2 separate regions of the Mus musculus genome follow, and region 2 is linked to region 1. A link is a loop called in an ENCODE intact Hi-C map of the cell type or tissue named here. Cell type or tissue: left cerebral cortex. All regions are shown on one strand.

Region 1 (2,500 bases):
ATAGGTAGAGTAGATTCATAGTAGATTACTCTGTAATGAGGGACCCTTCATTGGATCATGATTTGAGAGACGGAAAGGGAAGCCACCATGTGCAGAAGGGCCTGCTGTGTAGGAGGGCTAACTTTATAAAAATCAGTTGGGAAAACACATTGCTAATCCCTTCCAGATCATGCCTACTATGTCACAACTTCACCAGCTCTCATCGCCTCAGTCTTAGACACACAATCAAGAAGATCAAGCCTATGGCTGCCACATGAGCCCTCAGAGATCAAAGCAAATGGGGGCCATCACAGATGCTTGCCTCATTGACCTCCTATAAGAGAAAGAGGAAAGGGAGATGATACAGGCCAATCGTGTGCTCAGAACAATGCCGGACAATTCAGTGTTCAGGGTCCAGCAGCTGCCATAATTAATGAGTATTTACTTGTTCTCAGTGTCTACTTATAAACAAACCTGAGGTTTGTATCCGATGCCTTTAAAACTATGGACTCAGCTTGAGGGTCAACTGCACTGTCTATGGTTGGTCTTTCTTGACTGCCCTCAGCCTTTTCCTACAGGCCCCTGGATTCTGAGCCTTTACTAATGTCCTGAGGATATCACTAACACCTCTCCTTCCACCCTACTGTTTCTGACTCCTGTGCAGCTCTGTACTTAGATGCTTGTCTTAGCTCTAAGCTACTACCTTCACCTGTGGTCCTTATTCCTGCCCATTTGTTCCTCCCTCCCACCACCAACATAATTTCCTTTAGGTTCAGGTACCCTGTGGTTATGGCATGAGCCTTTTCAACCCAGATTAGTGGTGCATTGGGCCACCACTCTATATAATGCATCATAGCCCAGCAACTAAGTTCCCTGCTACCTATTCATAGGTAGCTTCCCAGTCTCACTTGCACAGTGAGGCCTCTGGAGGAGCCCCACTGCATATCAGGTACCCTTCTATCCTTTCTCTATGCCTCCTGGTCTCTGTGATGGTTCCACCTCCTTATAGCCAACATATCACCCACCACCTACACCAAGCACCAATTATAAAGCAGTTATCAATAATAGTTAGCAATCAATCAACAGCTAAGCACACAGTCAGTGCTATTCCGGCTTTATGTGGACGAATCTACCAGGACAGTCTTAGGTACCATTATCCCTCTCATCTTATATATTAAGTTGCAGTCAGAGGCCGAGCTGTGGGCCTCTGGCAATGGGATGAAGACCATCCTCTCTCCTAAGTCTCACACTTCTGTGTCCTTTACATCTGAATTTACAGACACTAAAGTCAGCTTCCCAAGCAAATACAAGCTGTTTTCCCAGCTAAAACTGTCTCTAAGCAAGATGACAGTCATCCTTCATTATCTTCATTCTGCCTTCCTGGCCAGCCTCAGACACTGCGGCTGATGCCTGTTTTCATTCCAGAAAGTTCCTCCCCAGGTGATCCCTGCACAGGCTCAGTATTGCCACACTGCAGGGGTGAGCGGAGCACATAGGAAGTTCTTTGCTGCCCCCTGCTGTTCAGCATGAGCTATGAGGGGGGAAAGAACCTGACAGATTGTCTTCCTCCCCCAAATGTCGGTCTCAGTTTCCATGGATCTTGTTTTGCAGAGGTCTCTCTTAATGCAGTTTAGTTTAGTGTAGCATTTTCCAGACTTGATTTCCATCTCCTCGTGGCAGATGCTTAAGCGAGTCCCCCAGCTAACCCAGGTTGTAGCCCAGCATAGGGAAAGTACACTCAACAAAAAGCCCAAACAGGGATCTGATAGATGCCAACTCTCTCCTCATATGAGACTGGCCACCGAAAATGTCATTTTCTAAACATCTCTCCATATTAAAGACGGATTAAATCAACACTTCACTGTGCTGTTTAAGAACTGCTGGGCTGTTGTGATCATAAAAAGATAAAGAAATAATAAGATATGTTCTATGGGGGTGTGGTGAGGTGTGGGAGAAAGGGGTGCCTTAGCCAGCCCATGCCAAGGCATTCTTCCCCCTGAGAGACCAGCCACACTATGGTATAGCATAGAATAGAGTTTATTTAGGACATGGGGAGGGGAGTTAAGAGAGTAGTAGAGGCAGAGAGAAGGAAAGAGAAGTAGAGGCCAGCCATGACCACGGGGAGAGAGGGGGGAAGGGAATGGAGAGGGGGGGAACAAGGGGGCAAGAGGCAAGAGAGTAAGAGAACAAGAGAGAGAGGAGGGGGCAAACAGACACTCTTAGAGTGGGCCAGACCTACCTGGCTGTTGCCAGGTAACTGTGGGGTGGAGCTTAGACAGAATCCCAACATGGGCCACTGGTTTGTCCTCTGTTTCAGCTGGAGAGAAAAAAAAGGGCCAAATGTTAAGGAGGGCACCAAGCAACACAAAGAAAGGAAAGGAAACCACAAATATCCCTGTGTTAACATCCTTTCACTTGAGAAGTGGCTCACCTGTGAAGTCTTCATTGTTGGTAGAAGAGCTGATGCTCAAAGTGCTAGACACTGGTTGGGGAAGGGATCAAATCCCCAAAGGAAGAGAAG
Region 2 (2,500 bases), 120 kb before region 1:
TCTTCCAGCTCACTCCAGAGACAAAGTGCAGTATAGAGTCTCCTGCTAGGGTCTTCATTTTCTCTCCAGAAATATGTGCTCAGGGTCCCCAAGAAGCTAGCCCCTCTGTGTTTAGCATTCACAGTCACAGGAATCCCAGGGGAAATCTGACTCAACATTTTGATGCAGACAAGATCACACTTCTCCAAAGTCCCCTGCAATCTAAGCTGGGGAACCAGTAGAGAAGAGATCGTAGGTCTAGATCGAGCTGGTGAGAAGGGTCTGCCTTTTCACGCTTTATTATTATTATTATTATTATTATTATTATTTTAAGCATGACATTTTCAGTCAGCCTATGAGTTTTGACCAATTTCCTTTTTCTCATTGGACACCAGTTAGAGTTACTTTCTATCCTCAGTAATTCCAGCCTGACCCTGGTGTGAGACTTGCATATTCAGAGACTTGCAGGATACAGGAGGTGAATATCTGAAGCATATCATGAGTATATCAGCCAGACTTGTAATTTCCATGGACTGACTGTAGACTCAGCAAGCAGCAGGTGTCTAGGTTCTGCAGCAAGATCAGTCTTGACAACAGTGCTGGCTTCTCATTCAGGTTCAAAGCTTCCTTATTTGGAAGGCCACAAGACAGAAGTATGATTGGCACCAGTGTGAATGTAGAAAAGATGGAAAGCCCAAGGCAGAGCACGCAGCAAGCCCACTGTCATGGTGGCTCTGGCTGACGTTGCTCTAGTGATTTCACTGTTCAACCTCAGAAGGATGTTTAAAGCTTGGTTATAAAAAAAATCTCAGGTGGACGCTGGGGTCATCTGTTTGATGGGTGGCTGAGTCACTCTGCTGAAGAGCACAGCGGAGGGCGGGTTCTGATGGACTATAAAACCTGTGAGTGGGAAGAGACGTGGGCTGGTTTTGTTTTTCTAAATTGCGCTGTTTCCACCAAGTTCTGTTTCCATGAATCCGAAGAGGCTTTTTCAGAGCCGGGCTTGGAGGCAGCTGCAGAACCAAGCAGCCATCTCTTTCTGGCCACACAGTGCCCTCTGGTGGCCGAGAGCCTGTGCATTGGCGGCTCCTGCATAGAGGGGATGCAGGCCAGCTTTCTAAGGCTCTCTGGGCTATTTTGCTTCTTAGTAGGGGAGCTCTGGGAGAAAAGAGCAAGGGCACAGAAAACACAGAGCAGGATAGAGCAGTGTTGCTGACTTGGGCGATTAGCTGCAGTTCCTTGCCTTTTCTCAGTTCCCTGTTAAAGTAGGTGAATGGCTGAAGTACCTCTAGAATTGTCTGATACATCTGCATTTTAAGCAACCGTTCTCTGCTACATGAATTTCCTAGAACTGAAAAAAAAGATTGTGGTTATTGTTCTTTTCATAGGTGTTAGCTAGCTGCTAAAAGTGGAAGCTCACAGATCTCTACCATCTCTGCTTTATTCCCTAGCTCAAAAGACCCAGAGCGGGGAAACAGCAAAGCAAGAAAATAATGATTTCAGTTGCTGCACTGACATTGAACGTTTAAAATTTTAAGACCTTTGAGTTGATGCACAGTAATTGTGCATATTATGGGGTATTGTGTGATGTTTTATACATGTGGGCAGAGTCTAATAAATCAGGGTAATTAGCATATCCGCCTCTAGCAGTTATCATTTCTTTGTGGAGAGAACATTAAACATTTTTTCTCGTTTGAGCTATTTTGTATTCCTCTAAACTAGTCATGCAGCGTTCTCATTACTATTCCAGGCTTGCTCTGTGGAGAGCCACGGAGTTAATAGTTCCAATAACCACACCCAATCCACAGGGCACATCAAGGACTGAATCACATAAGCAGAGTCCTCAGGGGAAAACAGGAAACTGTTGAGGTCCCGTTTACCTCAAAAGGATAGCTAGGAAAGGATACTGAGGGCGACAGTCTGATGGTACTGTACAATGCCAAGTTATTTTAAGCAAATAATGCACACAAGCATCTAGAAGTAATAAAACCACAGGCAGAAATTATTAAGGAGTTTTCAAAGAACACAAGAGATGAAAGTAGGGTAGTGGTTAGTAGACCTACCAGCCAGATGGACAATTAAGCAGCTATTTAAAATTAGAATAGGAGGCATGATGGTGGAGACAGGCAATTGTAAGACAAACCCATGGGCAGAGTGCAAAGTGGCAGGCACTCATACCTAAAGAGGATGCGCACATCACCGACAGTACCAATTTATAAAGATGACATTGAATTAGGACTGTCCTGTCTTATGCTGACACAAAAATGAAGATTTCTTTTATAAAGATCTCTACACAGTTTAAGGTTTATCTTTCTCTGTATTAAAATGCAAAGGCTCAAGCTTATTCCCGGCTGTGCAATATGAAATCAAGGTGAGGCATAGCTTCAGAAGGCCTATTTTGAGGGGCAGTTGTTTGTGCTCAGGCCTGAACTGGTGACAGAGCTCCTGAAGATTAATAGTTAGGGAAGTTTTAGCAGTCACTGGAGATGAAGTATCCAGGGTATTAGGGGGGGTTGTGCCT

Evidence for each region. Hi-C counts contacts between places; a loop is a spot of excess contacts. Peaks named below come from ENCODE experiments on the same cell type or tissue, not always from the same donor. Only the 100,000 strongest peaks of a DNase experiment are listed, where the experiment ranks them.
Region 2: a loop joins it to region 1, with 2.5 times the contacts of the local background. A loop is called at or near these places in 7 of 42 quality-filtered maps.

The regions. Positions count from the first base shown.
Region 1 is chr15:72,082,817-72,085,316 of GRCm38, reverse strand. It overlaps a transcript of Col22a1 not described here. Among named protein-coding and RNA genes, the nearest start is that of Col22a1, 50 kb to the right of the region's middle. In left cerebral cortex, a CTCF peak has its summit at 1,493 (motif pointing left); a DNase peak (open chromatin) is centred at 1,472.
Region 2 is chr15:72,204,682-72,207,181 of GRCm38, reverse strand. No RefSeq gene overlaps it. Among named protein-coding and RNA genes, the nearest start is that of Gm23217, 50 kb to the left of the region's middle. In left cerebral cortex, a CTCF peak has its summit at 1,040 (motif pointing left); DNase peaks (open chromatin) are centred at 1,005 and 1,434; H3K27ac peaks cover 912 bases.